Regions from separate parts of the Homo sapiens genome. Here region 2 is linked to region 1. Evidence: chromatin loops called from intact Hi-C (ENCODE). Cell type or tissue: A673. All regions are shown on one strand.

Region 1 (8,000 bases):
GCAATGTTTATACCTTTCAAATACTATCTGGGCTGAGATTGCCCTGTGATTTTCACAGATGCCCTTTAAAGAATAGATGGATCCATTTGCTTGCTGGCAGCGTGGCTCTTGTTCTGGTGAGACCCCACAGGGTACAGCACCCTGTAGGGTATGGGTCAGCAGAACAGAAAGACACACTAAACACGCTTAGAGTTGGATAGTGATAAATCTGATCCTGTAAGGAGAGTTATGAGGAGACTGAAAAATCTGGCAGATAATAATACTGCTAAGTTCTAATGCCAATGGTATGAGCCCCATTTCTGCCTTGGGGTGTGCGTGTGGCCAGATGGAAGGACAGGTTAGAGCTAACCAGTGAGGATGAGTCAGGGCAGGCCCCAGCCTTCATACATGGCCTTCTAGGGAGTCTTTGCCTTTGAGGGTCCAGTGAATTTGAGATGACAGTGAAGTCAGTGTTCTAGAATGTTCTGCAGTGGATTGAAACTCTGGAGAGTCTGACACTACTGTAGACTGCACTGCTGTTTTCTGAAATGGTTTTGGCTTCAGGCATCATGTGGATACTCTGCTTAGTGATCCAGAAGCAGACGGCTCCACGGGGTTGCTGGCAGCAGCTGCATCAGGCTCCTGCCCCAAGACAGCATAGACTTGGGTGCTCTGAGAGCTGCCCTGCACATCTGTCCTCTGGGAGGCTGGGAGCCCTGGAGAGACACACACAGCTCTGACCCACCTGTGCATGAATGTGCACCACATAGAAAAATGTGCGAAATGACCTTCTTTCTACATTCATGCATTCCCCACTTGTGAAAGGTCAAAATGCTATTATAACATTCAGGGACAATAGCAAAGTAGGAAATGCAAGTTAGGAGCTGTGAATGCTGTAACATTTGATTTACTTTATTTTTCTCTTGGGGGGACTTGAATGGTAACCTGCAGCTTTAGTAGCTCTTGCTGTGAAGTCAGTGTCTAGTTCGATGGTGATAGAAAATATATATATTTTTTGCATGAGAATCAATTTAGAAAATTTAAAGTATTGGAGTCGAATTTTTTCTTTTTAATATTAATTCAAAATATACATTTTTAAGCTCAGATTATATATTGGTTACACTAGAATAGTGCCAGTGAAGTGAGCAGGCTTCAGACATAGCAGATGGCAGCGATTTTCTAATCTTTGTTCCCTCCCATTTGTAAAGTGGGTTAGAGCACACATTAGTTATCCCAACTCTTCCCTCCAGCACTGTGTGGTGGGCCATTCCTGTGAGCCTCACAGACACATGGGGAAAGTGAGGCTGGGGCTGGTGCCACACCTTCCTGGAGGCCATGTTGTCATCTGGCTGCAGAGCTCTTCTGCTCACTCAGCATTTCGTGAGCCCTGCTGTGTGCCAGCCTGTGCTTTGAGCTCAGGATTCCAAGGCAAAAGCAATGGAGGCTCCTCCCTGTCTAGCCTGGGCCCCTCTTCCCCACACTTTCTCAGGCCACATCTCTGCCTGGGCAGGGCAGGGAAGCTGAACAATGAACGCAGCGGGAATGGCATTAGGCCTTGCGTTCCAGGGCCTCAGGCTTCCAGGGCACAGTCGCTGCTGCTGTGCTGGGCCACCCTGGTCCTGCAGAGTGCACCTGGGCCCTGCTGTCCCTCCAATGGGCACCCCCAACACTTAACCCCAAACTCTATGTCTTCTGGGAGTACAAGGTGGGGGCCAGCAGTCCTAAAACGGCCCCTCTGCCCTTACCGAGTGGCCCTAGAGACCCCCACCCACCTCCCCTAACCCCACGAATGAATCAGCTGTGCTTCAAATGACATCTCTGTCCCACGGAGGCCGGCTGGGCCTCTCATGGGGGTGCTCATTGTGGTTTAAGTCAGCTTTGATTCTTGACCTCCAAGGCTGCCTCTGAGTAGCTAACCGGAGAATCGGGTGGGGAGGTGAAAAACACCGCAGTCAAATGACTCAATCTTTAATCCTGTGCTTAAGACACCACTGTTGCTGTTTTTTATATTTGAAGCACCCAAAGACTGGGCGTCCGCTCAGCCTTGATGAGCGAGCAGCTATTTTGTCAGGCCATCTATGATGTTGGGATAATGGACAAAGGCCTGATTGGGCCATATATGGCCTTCTTTAGGGCCTCCTGGAGGTGGAGGAAGTTGTGGGTAATTTCTAATAAAGACGGGAAATGACAAGCCGTGTGTGTAGGTAAAGTCCTAACTTAAAAGGAAGGACAGGCCTAGGGAAGGGTGGACCCTAAAGGGCCCATGTGCCAGGGGAACAGTGGACATGTGTGTCCAGCCCAACCTCCATGTCTGGTGCTGGGATTCTGAAGGTGGCCCCCAGCTCCCAAAATAAAGCTTTCCTTTTCAGTAGCGTCCGACACTTGGGTAGCTTCTTTCTATAAGCAATGCTTGAAGATGGACGTCTGGGTCCTCATTTCCTCCAAACTGGCTGCTACCTGAAGGCAGTCACACATTTCTTTTCTGTTGGGCTGAGCTGGGCAGAAGCCTCGGACTATAGGCCTTTCCAGGGCAGAGGCAATGCGGGCCACGAGTAGATACCTCCATCCAGCCTCCACCCTGGCACACCCAGAACGGCGTGGACTCAGGCGGGTTGCTGGATTTCTCTGAGCCTTGGCGTGCTCTACACTGCAGGGCTATACATGTTCCCAGCTTGAGGGCGTGCTGGGGATTGACAAATATATGAAACATATAAGCGCAATGATTTTCTAAAATTGTGCATTCCCAGCGTGCCCATTGGTTCTCTCTCGCTGGCCCAACTTTGTGTGCTGTCCATAAATCCCTTTCTGTGGACGGTGACAGTAGGATTGGGAGTGAGTGGGAAGATTGTGGAAAGATTGCAAAGAGGTCATTGCAGGACTCAGACAGACCTTGCAGTGGGTTTCAGAGTAATACTCAGGTTCTCCCATGGAACTTTCAAAGCTGGCTCTAAGAAAGATGAAGAGGACAAACCCACTCCTGGACATAGTGCCAACCTAGAACTGTCAGCTCCACACAGGATCACAGGGAAGGGAGCTTGGTAAGACAGCCCAGTAGGGGGCCCTGCTTTTCAGAAGAGGAAACTGGAGCCATGCAAGGGCCTGGGGATCAACTTAGAAAAGAGCACAGGACTCACAGTCCTGGGCCTGCACGTAAAGCTAGCCCCCTGCCCCACGGAAATGGCAAGCAGTGCTTCCCTCCAGGGGTTCTACATCTGTGCTCCATCTCAAAATGCATAAAAGCCTGAGTCATTCAGATGGGAGAGACAGTGTTTCTACTTCCTCTTAGTTGGGGTTCCTCCAGAAGGAGACCCTGAGAGAGGACTTGAGGTTATGTAGTTTATTTGAGTGAAGATCCCGGAAGTAGGGAGAGAAGGAAGCTGACGGGGAAGGCGTGCATTATCAAGTAAGTTACCGTCATGTGCACAACTGGAGCTGAATCCCACCGGGGAACCCCGAGAGACAGAGCTGACACCCCAGAGTTCACCCAGCAAGGCGGGGAGACAGCTGGGGTATTTATTCACCAAGTCTATCACTTATGAAAGGCTGTTTCTGGAAACAATTTCTGACTGGCCCTGCACACACCTGAGCATACTTCCTAAGCCGGGGATGTCCCTGAGCTGAGACAGGCGTTCGTGACAAGCAGACTTCGAGTGGAAGGCAGGCATCAGAACCACCCTGTGAGCTGGTTCAGACAAAGATTGCAGGCCCTTCCACCCCCCTGGCCCCGCCAAGTTCCTGACTCCCTAGGTCTGGAGTGGGGCCCGGGAATTTGCATTTCAAAAAATCTCGAGGTGATGCTGGTGCAGCTGCTCTGAAGTCTTGACTTTGAGAACCACTCACTAGTGAGAGTTTCCAGCCCTTACCTGTCTCTTATTGATGGCTTTCCCCCCTCTAATTTATAATTATGCTTTCACACCACTTCATGTCACAGATCCCAGGGTCCGTGCTGTGAATTTAAAAGTGGAGAATTAATAAGCATTTATAACTCCATGCAACCATTGCTGGCAGCTTAAATGCCATCTGCCAGCCATAATTTATTTATAATGGGGTTTATACATATTTATAAGTTTGCAAGCAACAAATGCACAGTTTTAAAACTGGCACATTTTATAGCAGCCAGAAAAATTGCAACTTTATACCAGGACTTGTGAATGTGAATTGCATATGTATATACATATACGCATATACTTACATTGATTAAAAACGGATCTGCATCTCTGTACACACGCAGATTGGCTCTGTGTTGTGCACCTTGGGACTCCTCCCTGGGCTTTGGTTTTACAGCTAAGTAGGAAGTCAAACAAACGTGAAGAATTTGGGAATTGGCAGGCTGTGGCATCAGCCATGGAGGATGGTCCTGGATGCTGTAGGATGTGAGATCCAGCACAAAGAGAACAAGAACAGGACATGAGGACCACAGGGATTGGGGGAACCCACTGTGGGAAATGACAGAGAAGCCAGTGGGGGAAGACAAAGAAAGAAGAAGGTGGAGGCAGAATAAAGGTGAGAAGAAGGGAAGGGGAGGATAAAACAAGTCCAGATTTAGATCTTCCTTCATGCAGCCATGCATAGCTGTCTGAGGCCAGCAGGGAAGGAGGAGAAAGGGAAGGTGTGGTGGAGGAGGCTGTGCTCGTGATGTCATGCTTTCGTGTATTCCCAGGTGCAGCTGCATATACTTGGCACAGTTTCTTGGGATTTCTAGCCAGTTTCTTGGCCTCATTTGTGCATTAGTTAATATGTGGCTGGCCCTGTACTGGGATGGTGGGATAGAGAAGTGAATGTATGAGGCCTCTGCCTGAGTTTATAACCTAGAAAGAAATAAAGACACACACACACAAAGGTGTTGGAGTGTGACAAGCCTTAAGGTACCCGTGTGTCCAAGTAAAGTAGAACCAGCAAGGGTGGAGTGCCCAGGTCAGTCTGGGGACTCTGGAGGCTTCGCACTGCAGGCGTCAGATACTGAGTGTTAGTGGCACGGAGAAGAGTGTGGAAGGCTCAGGATGGGGGTGGACAGCCTGGAGTTGTCACTCTCAGTAGAGATGCTAGAAGGGGCGGGAGGTGATCCCAGCCTCCCTTCTTTCCTCCTCCTGGCTGTCACAGATGCTCTGAATTGATGAATCCTTCAGGCCAAAAACACACAGGCTCCTTCCCTAGGTCTGGAAAAATGGTTCTCGCTGAAAAAGCACCAGGAATAAAATCTCATACAATTTTAGGTGTCTATTTTGTTGTCTCACCTTGAAATACTGCAGACAGAAAAACATGCACATGGGGAGCTGTGGTCCTGAGCTTTGAGGTAATGAATTCCCACTCATGTGATCATTTTTACCATAACCAAAGTTTCTAACCATCAAAATCAAGTGACAATTAAAACAGGCATTAATGGATAAATCCGTCTTTAAATATTAATGGGGTTAATTTTGTTAACAGCTATGTGTTGGTTGCAAGTGGAATGTTCTCTGTTCATTTGACTTTTGAATATAACTTGTTCCAGAATATTGTAAAATTAAGTATGTGAATGTTTCTTTGTATTCAGAATTAAACATTTGGTGTTAAAATCCCAGGATTAGGAGACAACTCCATGTAAATTTAATGTGTAATAATAAGATAATAACTTTTTAAAAAGCATTTGGATGGCAAATTATACATACTGACAAATGAATATTATCTGAAAGTTGTTTTGTTTCCATTAACTTTTGTGAAACAAAAAGAATTACTGTAACAGTCTATGTCTTGGCGTATTGCCAATTCACCACTTTCTACTTTGTGCTGGAACAGAACTGGCTTTTTTGACATCCCTGAGGAGTGGAAATGCAAAACGAATTTCAAGTTCTCTAATCTTTGTTCTATGACAAATGAAAAAACCTAAGTTATCTGGTGTTTTGGAGATTTGAGAATACAGCAGGTGAAGAGAATTAGCTTAAATTCCCTCCTCCCTTTTGATAAATCCACAGGGATTCCTTCACTCTGTCAGGAAATGGTGTGGTTTCCAAGCATTAGCCCTTCATGATCTGTCTGGTGCATTTCTGTGCTCCTGGGATCGCCAAGTGCAGGCACGGCATCGCATCCCCAGGTGTCATCCTGTGACCCAGGAGGGGAAGATGACACACCCAATTTAGGTAATGCTGCACTTCTTGTTATAATTGGTTATTGGAAAATGTGCCTTTATTATCAGAACAGTGGTGTGCGCATTTCTGATTATGGAGCTAACTTTTGGATATCTGACTTAGATACTAAAAACATTTGGGTGTTGCAGTTTTGCACTTGTAGATACAACTTAAAAGCATGAAACTGGTGATTTAATTAGATGTTTTCTATAAAATGCACCTTGTTACATTTCTGTGAAAGGGTCTTACCAGCGTGGAATAACTGGCTCAAGGGTTGAGAGAAACAACCATTTTCTAAACAGTTAATTGTTTAAAGGACTATACATGTAAGTCTGCAGGCAATAAAGGCTGTTGTGAAAAGTATCTTTCATTTGGATGATGGATTTTGTATTGCCTCACAAAAGAGAGGAGGGGAGCTTGAAACTTTTCTCTAAGAAGTAGGTATTTTCAGTGATTCCCTGGGGGACTGCTTAAAAAACAGTCACAACAAAGCCTCGTCCCATTCATCAAGGCTGCGGAATGAAAATGCATCCGGGCAGATGTACTCCTAGAGAACTCACCTTACCTTCTAGCTCTGGGGCGGGCAGCTGCGTCCTCACTTGCGTTGGGACATTTCATCATGAGTTGTAACAAGCATCGCTACCAGAACAGTTATGCCGAGCACTGGCCTCCTCTTTACATAGCAAGTGGGACAGAGAGGCTAAAATGGACCGTTTGTGTGGGAGAAAGCTAGTGTGCAAAGGTTGGTTCTGACCTATTCTCTCCTGCTGCATAAACAACAGCAAATGGGGCAGGACAAGAGGTCCCATGTCTTTGAGCTGCACTTTTATTACCATGGGTCTTAGAAATTTCTCCCTATCAAAAGACCATTCTCAAAATAGTATGACCTACCAAAATTGGTGTAAATAGCACCCAAGGCACAGACGCTTCATTAAAATACCACCTATGATAGTGGGTAAGAAGAAAGGGGAAAGGTTATTTGGGGTTCTGAATGTGGTTTAATTCCTGAAATGCTAAGAAACACAGGTGGGTAGCAAGCCTGCAACAACAGTGCGCACCCCTGCAGTGGGGAGGGCACCCGGTGAAAACGATAAAACAATCCCATCACATGGACTACGAAGAGTGGGTTTCCACAAAGGCTTTTGGTTTTATTATTATTATTTTTAACAAACATACATTGGAAATAGTAAAGGTTTCTAATTGAAAAGAGACCTAATGCATAGTTTCTCTGCAGCATAGAAGACCACCTGTTTCCAAACTTCAAGGTTAGGGCTTTGAAACATTCCCTGGTAAATTATCTCCAGCTGGCTAGCTAGTTAGGCATATTGGTGCACATTGGTATCAAAGGTGATTATTTTTTGCATTTAGCAAATGAGCGCTATTACTTTTTTGATGTATTTTTAATTCAGATTGCTCAAAAGTCTTGTTATTTCAAGGGAGCCTTATGTCATACCACAAATATTGATACCTCCTAGTGGAAATGGTGGCTGTGGGCTCCCTAGTAGAGTTAATGGATGAAGGCTGAGATACTTAGATACTGCGGACATCAGGGTTATGGAGCAAAGTGTTATGAACAATAGCTACAGAGAGCTCCAAGTCTCCCAAAGCAACTCATAACTATAACACAGATAAAGTTCCAAAGTCATTTCATCACCTATGTGAAAATGCAATACTGAATGTTTTGGCTCTCTGATGCATTTTGTTGTTGTTTTATTTATTATTATTATTATTTTTTGAGACAGAGGGTCGCTCTGTCACCCAGGCTGGAGTGCAGCGGTGCGATCTTGGCTCACTGCAATCTCCGCCTCCCGGGTTTGAGCAACTCTCCAGCCTCAGCCTCCCGAGTAGCTGGGACTACAGGCACGTGCTATCGCATCCAGCTAATTTTTGTATTTTTAGTAGAAACAGGATTTCACT
Region 2 (8,000 bases), 270 kb before region 1:
GGTGGGTTCGTGGTCTCGCTGGCTCAGGAGTGAAGCTGCAGACCTTCCAGGTGAGTGTTAACAGCTCTTAAGGCGGCACGTCTGGAGTTGTTCGTTCCTCCCGGTGGGCTCGTGGTCTCGCTGGCTTCAGGAGTGAAGCTGCAGACCTTGGCGGTGAGTGTTACAGCTCATAAAAGCAGTGTGGACCCAAAGAGTGAGCAGTAGCAAGATTTATTGCAAAGAGCGAAAGAACAAAGCTTCCACAGTGTGGAAGGGGACCCAAGTGGTTTGCTACTGCTGGCTCCCGCAGCCTGCTTTTATTCTCTTATCTGGCCCCACCCACATCCTGCTGATTGGTAGAGCCCAGTGGTCTGTTTTGACAGGGCACTGATTGGTGCGTTTACAATCCCTGAGCTAGACACAAAGGTTCTCCACCTCCCCACCGGATTAGCTAGATATAGAGTGTGGACACAAAGGGTCTCCAAGGCCCCACCAGAGTAGCTAGATACAGAGTGTCGATTGGTGCGTTCACAAACCCTGAGCTAGACACAGGGTGCTGATTGGTGTGTTTACAAACCTTGAGCTAGGTACAGAGTGCCGATTGGTGTATTTACAATCCCTGAGCTAGACAAAAGGTTCGCCACGTCCCCACCAGACTCAACCCAGCTGGCTTCACCCACTGGATCGCGCACTGGGGCTGCAGGTGAAGCTGCCTGCCAGTCCTGCGCCCTGCGCCCGCTCTCCTCAGCCCTTGGGTGGTCGATGGGACTGGGTGCCGTGGAGCAGGGGGCGGCACTTATCGGGGAGACTCGGGCCCCACAGGAGCCCATGGAGGGGGTGGGAGGCTCAGGCATGGCGGGCTGCAGGTCCGGAGCCCTGCCCCGCGGGAAGGCAGCTAAGGCCCGGTGAGAAATCGAGCGCAGCGCCGGTGGGCTGGCACTGCTGGGGACGCAGTACACCCTCCGCAGCCGCTGGCCCGGGTGCTAAGCCCCTCATTGCCCAGGGCCGGCAGGGGCGGCCGGCAGCTGCGAGTGCAGGGCCCGCCAAGACCACGCCCACCCGGAACTCCAGCTGGCCTGTGGCGCGCAGCCCCAGTTCCCACCCGCGCCTCTCCCTCCACACCTCCCTGCAAGCTGAGGGAGCGGGCTCCGGCCTTGGCCAGCCCAGAAAGGGACTCCCACAGTGCAGCAGTGGGCTGAAGTGCTCCTCAAGTGCCGCCAAAGTGGGAGCCCAGGCAGAAGAGGCGCCCAGAGCGAGAGAGGGCTGTGAGGACTGCCAGCACACTGTCACCTCTCACTGGGATTACAGGCGTGAGCCACTGCGCCTGATCAGTTATGCTGTAAAGATTGAGAAAGTCTTGACCTGTTTCATACTGCTATAACAAAATACCTGACACTGGGAAATCTATAAAGAACAGAAATTTATTGCAGTTCTGGAGGCTGGGGCATCCAAGATCAAGGCACCAGCATCTGATGAGAGCCTTGCTGCGTTCTCACGTGGCAGAAGATAGAAGGGCAAAAGGGCAAAAACTCTCCTCACATTGCAGAAGAGCAGAATAGAGAGAACGCACTTCTGCAAGTCCTTTTTAGAACCACATTAATCTGTTCATGAGGGCAGAGCCCTCATGACCTAAGCACCTCCCATTTAGGCTTCACCCGTCAACACTGCTGCACTGGGATTAATTTTCCAACTCCTGAATTTTGGCGGACACATTCACACCATAGCAAACGATCATGAAGCCTCAACCCTAGTATGTGCCAGAACCACCCAAAGGATTTGTTACAAATGCAGGTTCCTGGGGACCGCCCCCGAGGGATTCTGATTTAACAGAACCTGAAAACCCGCATTCTTAATAAGCACCCCATGTGATTTCGGGTTGTGGATGTTCACTGGATCACACTTTGAGAAATGTCATGACTGTGACTTTAACAGACTTAAGGTTTGTCCTCAAGATTTTGTCTTGCAAACCTTTTGTTAGCCTTGGAATATAGTCAACAGCGATCGAGAAGGGAAATGAGGAGATCCACAGGTTCCCTCTCCAACATTAATGTCCATGTCAACTAGTAAAGCTTTGCATACTGCCCCTGAACTCTTTGCCCTGATGCTGGTTCTTCCTGATTTCTGAGGACAGATGGAAATCCTGACAAAAGTGAGAATGAGGACTGGAAACAGCAGATAGGATGATATGCATTCCTGGTCACTACTTGTTGTCCTCCACAGCCCTTGGCCTCAGTGCTAGCTGTCTTCCTGCCAACAGGATGATACAACCAACAAGTAGAAATGCTTGCGTGGCCTCTAATGAATTTTCAACAACATGATACAGATCAAAAGCTCTTCTGTACACTGATCATGTGGGTGAGTTCAGATTACACGTGGTTGCATTTTAATTCACTAAATTGAAAATTACATTTTATCTTTTGAAATATTTGTTCCCTTCAGTGAGTCATTCTAATAAATGTAACCTGAAGGCCAACCGATCCTTTCCTAATTTAGACGACTTAGAAGGTTTAGCCAATGTTGTTAATGTACTTCTTTTGAGGCAGTGTTCCCTCCAAGTTCAAGGAGAAATGAAGAAAAATATATCTTTTGAAAATAAGGTCTGGGGCGCCGTGGCTCATGACTATAATCCCAGCACTTCAGGAGGTTGAGGTGAGAGGATAGTTTGAACTCAGAAGGTCAAAACCAGCCTGAGCAACATGGTGAAATCTTGTCTCTAATTAAAAAAAAAATTAGCCAGGCATGGTAGCATGCACCTGTAGTCTCAGCAACTTGGGAGGCTGAGGCGGGACAATCACTTGAGCTCAGGAGGTTGAGGCTGCAGTGAGCTATGATCATGCCACTGCACTCCAGCCTGAGCAACAGAGTGAGACTCTGTCTTAAAATAAAAAAATAAGAAAAAGAAAAGAAAACATAACACATTTTTTTAAAATCAGGAAGATGTAATGTAAAAGAAACACATCAATAAACTTATTTTAGGAATCAAAGTGACTTCAAGTGGGAAGTCTCTAACCCTACCAGCAATGAGTCATGTGTGCCATGTTTGTACCAGATTATTTCTTCAATGACATTTAAAATTAAAAGCATTACCTGTGAATACAATATGATCCTTTTTCTTTTTTTTTACAATATGCTTCATATATATTTTAAGTGCTAAGACAAATACAAATGTATATGCCAAGAAAAGTCAACTCTGCTAAAATAAATAATATTTTTTATAGAATGCTAAAGGATAATCTGCAAATTAAATTTTGTTATTCAGAGGAAGCTTTTATATTTTAAAAAAGTCATTTATTTTTCAAAATCATCCCAGAAAGCAATTCTAGATAACATATAAGGTGACCAGCCATTCTAGATTTGTCTGAGGGTAAAGGATTTCCTAGGATGGTGGCTTTTAATGGTAAAACAGTGACAGTCCCGGGCAAAATGAGCCAGTTTTTCACTCTACACTCAAATAAGAGCTGGGGTTGGAGGGTAGATGGGTGTAGGGCTCCCAATTCTTTTGCCTGTGGGCATCTGTAGCTTTCCCCGTGACTCACACCAGGAGCCTGTTATGGGGAAAACACTGTGTGTAAGACAGACCAGGGCTTGTCCACACTGAGCTTCCAGCTTCCCTTCCACTGGGTGGGTCAGATTCAACACGTAAGCAAATAGGATGATTTTGGGTGGAGATAAGTGGTGGGAAGAAAACCAAGCCTGATGATGTGACCAATTAACAGATGGGTGGGTGGGTGGGCATTGGTTCAGAGCAGGTGTCCAGAAAAGGCCCCACTGAGGAGTGGCCTTTGCCCTAACATTTGTATAACGGGAAGGGGACAGTAAGGAAAAGCAGAGCAGGAGACACGGCAGGAGCTAGGCCACCGAGGATCCATGGGGTTTGGTGAAGTATCTGGATTTTATTTTAGATACAACAGGAAACCATTGAGGCCTGCTAAGCAGGAGGGTAATCTGATGTGGTTTGTGTTTTAATATGCAGTGGTGACTGGTTTGCATTCCTCATATGGCTTAATTGTATGGCTAAGATACACAGACAGTTTCAAAACACACAACCTTTCCTGTGACATGCCCACAGTAACCCACAGAAAATGCATGTCCTTAAAAGTGAATAATACAGTCTTTGCTATAGGGACACAAAGAAAAGCCTACTCTTACTAAGGAGATATTTACAACTCATGAGAAAGGGAAACCTAAGTGGTGTTTTTTGGGTAGTTTGAGAAAAGTTTGCACAGAGGCAGGAGATATTAAACTACAACAATCAACACTATCATTCTAAAGCCTTATATAAAACATATTTGGGATGAAATCTTGATCTTTTTACCTTATCTCCTTATCCTCTGCAATTCTGATAATAGCCACGAGAGGGCTTGCTACTCCTATTGTTTATAAACAGTAGCTCAAGATGGACTTTGCTTTTTGGCTGAGCATTTGTAGGCAGTGGTGTTCTTATTTTATTTTATTTTACTTTATTTTGAGATGGGATCTCACTGTCACCCACACTGGAGTGCAGTGGTGCAATCTGGGCTCACTGCAACCTCCGCCTCCCGGGCTCAAGCGATCCTCCCACCTTAGCCTCCCGAGTAGCTAGAACCACAGCCACTACTGCTGGCTATTTTTTTCTTTCTTTCTTTTTTTTTTTTTTGTAGAGACAGGGTTTCATGATGTTGCCCAGGATTCAAGCAGTCCACCCACCTTGGCCTCCCAGAGTGCTGGAATTACAGGCTGAGCCACCACGCCCGGCCTGCAGTGGTGTTCTAAGTGAATATTTAACAATGGGCTCTGGGAGGAGTGGAGGAAGCCCTAGTAGAATTGGCCAATTTCCTTGGTGTAAATACTCTTCCAGTGTCAGATTTCAAGCTACCAACTGTTTAGTAACAGGCTCACAGGATTTATAATAATTTAACCATGGGGGAAAACAGGTCTTCCTGGGCCAACTCCATCATGCCACTGGTTGTAGGGTGTGGGGAGTGAAATGGTGGTGATAGAAGAAGATAATTGGATTTTCTCAGGGAACAGTCATGAGAAGGAACAGATAACTAGAAAAGCATTATCCTGAGTGTTGGCTTGTCTCATTAGTAACTTTCAAACTAACAAATAAAATATTTTTAAAAATAGCTAACAGGAAGCAGGAAAAATAGAAAAATAAGAAGACACCTTCCTTTAATCCAGTTTTAAAGATACTCAGAAGAATATTATATATCCTTTCTAGGAATAAGTATTAATACTACTAAAATCTTTGAATCATGTGTACTTAATATAAATTTCTAAATAAATTTCTAAAGGTAGAACATTGTTTTAACTTGTTATGATTAGACTTATTTCATATTTTATGTTAGTTGCTTAGTAAGCAGTTGAATCCACACAAGGACTTCAGAGAATGGAATGTCTGTTTATTTTGGTATATTAAAAAATTTGTTTTTTGGTATAAATATGAAGTCTTCAGTATGCTGGATAAGAAGGAAAATCTACTAATTATTTGATTTTCTAATGATTTGACCCTGTAAACCGGGTATATGTGAAACTTAAAAGAAAAATTAAAATTAAAATTAAAAATTAAGAAACAAATATTGGGGCAAAAATAAAAAGAAGATATTAATTTTATTACTCACAAACCAACTTACTGAGAAGTGACATCAGTGAGAATAGGAGTTTTGAGTCCTTAGCCTTCCACAGACACACCAATTTTGGCAACTGCCCATTGCCAACAATACCTTTCTGGAAGCCTGGAAGTCCAGCAAAAAGGCTCCAGCACCCCATAGGAGCAAAAAATCTGAGACTAGCAATAGAAAAATGGGTAAGAAAAACAGTTTCACTTTACTTGCATCAACCTTCCCCCAAAGGCACAGCCCAGTGACAAGAGAGGCCCTCTTAGCCTGTGATTTCTCCTGCAGGGAAAGATGAAAGTGAAAGTGTAGTGTACTAGTACCTGGCTTCCCCAGCCATGTGGGAGGTGCACTTTCTTTTCACTCCACCCTAAACACTGAAGGGATTGGTACAGCTAAATAGTCTTTGAGTAGCTAGGAACAGGGAAAAGTGGTGGAAGCTCATAGCAACTGGAACATGGGACTTAGCAAAGGGCCACAGTTTCTACCAACCACCTTGCGAATTTCATCAAGAGGCTCACACACAAACCTTACAGAATGTGGACTATCCCCCCAACTAGCTCACATGTGCCCCCAGAACTCCGCACAACTTCCATAGCCAGTGCTCCCCATGCACTCCTACAGCCAGTGTACAAGTCTCTTCAGATCATGCAAGAACACCTGTAGATAGCCAGCTCAACTCTGCAGAATTAGGAGAAGGCACTTAACCTTGAACACCACAGGCCACTTGATGTGGTTTGACTGTTTCCCCACTGAAATCTCATCTTCAAGTTAGTTCCCATATCACCATGTATCTTGGGAGGGACCAGGTGGAGGTAATTGGATCATGGAGGCAGTTTCCGCCATGCTTTTCTTGTGATAGTGAGTCTCATGAGCTCTGATGTTTTTATAAGTGTCTGGCATTTCCCCTGCTGGCACTCATTCCTCTCCTGCTACCCTGTGAAGAGGTGCCTTCATCATGATTGTGGGTTTCCTAAGGCCTCCCCAGCAATGCAGAACTGTAAGTCAATCAAACCTCTTTCCTTTATAAATTACCCAGTCTCAGGTAAGTATTTCTTCATAGCAGTGTGAGAACAGATTAATACAGTAAATTGGTACCAAGGGTGGGTTGCTGCTATAAAGATACCCGAAAACGTGGAAGCAACTTTGGAACTGGGTAACAGGCAGAGAGTGGAACAGTTTGGAGGACTCAGAAGAAGACAGGAAGATGTGGGAAAGTGTAGAACTTTCTAAAGACTTGTCGAATGGTTTTGACCAAAATGCTGGTAGTGATATGGACAATGAAGTTCAGGTGAAGTGGTCTCAGATGGAGATGAAGAACCTCTTCAGAACTGGAGCAAGGGAGATTCTTGCTATGCTTTAGCAAAGAAAGTGGCAGCGTTTTTCCCTTGCCCTGGAGATCTGTGGAAATTTGAACTTGAGAGAGATGATTTAAGGTATCTGGCAGAAGAAATTGCTAAGCAGCAAAGCATTCAAGAGGAAGCAGAGCATAAAAGTTTGGAAAGTTTGTAGCCTGACAATGTGATAGGAAAGAAAAACCCATTTTCTGGGGAGAAATTCAAGCCAGCTGCAGAAATTTGCATAAGTAACAAGTCAAATGTTAATCACCAAGACAATGGGGAAAATGTCTCCAGGGCATGTCTGAGACCTTCATGGCAGCCCCTCCCATCACAGGCTCTGAGGCGTAGGAGGGAAAAATGCTTTCCTGGGCCAGGCCCAGGTACACACTGCTCTGTGCAGCCTCAGGACATGGTGCTCTGCATCCCAGCTGCTTCAGCTCCAGCCATGGCTAAAAGAGGCCAAGGTACAGCTTGAGCCATTGCTTCAGAGGGTGCAAGCACCAAGCCTTGGCAGCTTCCGCTTGGTGTTGAGCCTGTGGGTGCACAGAAGTCAAGAATTGAGGTTTGGGTACCTCCACCTAGATTTCAGAGGATATATGGAAATGCCTGGATGTCCAAGCAGAAGTGTGCTGTAGGGGTGGAACCCTCATGGAGAACTTCTGCTAGGGTAGTGCAGAAGGGAAATGTGGGGGTTGGAGCCCCACACAGAGTCCCCACTGCCTAGTGGAGCTGTGAGAAGAGGGCCACCATCCTCCAGACCCCAGAATGGTAGATCCACTGACAGCTTGCACCATGTACCTGGAAAAGCTGCAGGCACTCAACACCAGCCTGTGAAAGCAGCCAGGAGGTGGGGCTGTACTCTGCAAAGCCACAAGGGTGGAGCTTCCCAAAGCCATGGGAGCTCACCTCTTGCCTCAGTATGACCTGGATGTGAGTCAAAGGTGATCATTTTGTAACTTAAAGATTTAATGACTGCCCTATTGGATTTTGGACTTGCATGGGGCCTTTAGCCCCTTCGTTTTGGCCAATTTCTCTCATTTGGAATAAATGTATTTACCCAATGCCTGTACCGCATTGTATCTAG

What was found. A loop is a pair of places that touch in the nucleus more often than their neighbours do. Peaks named below come from ENCODE experiments on the same cell type or tissue, not always from the same donor. Only the 100,000 strongest peaks of a DNase experiment are listed, where the experiment ranks them.
Region 2: a loop joins it to region 1, with 5 times the contacts of the local background. A loop is called at or near these places in 16 of 110 quality-filtered maps.

Annotation. Positions count from the first base shown.
Region 1 is chr9:89,004,217-89,012,216 of GRCh38, reverse strand. S1PR3 (sphingosine-1-phosphate receptor 3) reads right to left here. Exons shown (of 2, transcript NM_005226.4): 2 at 7,062-8,000. SHC3 (SHC adaptor protein 3) reads left to right here. Exons shown (of 12, transcript NM_016848.6): 12 at 1-6,446. It overlaps LOC124902206, which reads right to left and starts at 4,699. Exons shown (of 1, transcript XM_047424308.1): 1 at 4,040-4,699. The coding sequence starts at 4,699. The coding sequence ends at 4,040. In A673, a CTCF peak has its summit at 3,033 (motif pointing right); a DNase peak (open chromatin) is centred at 3,126; H3K27ac peaks cover 965 bases.
Region 2 is chr9:89,275,525-89,283,524 of GRCh38, reverse strand. LOC105376136 (a long non-coding RNA gene) reads left to right here. Exons shown (of 3, transcript XR_930101.4): 3 at 1-3,078. Among named protein-coding and RNA genes, the nearest start is that of CKS2, 32 kb to the left of the region's middle. RefSeq lists an enhancer at 956-1,474. In A673, a CTCF peak has its summit at 4,326; a DNase peak (open chromatin) is centred at 4,364.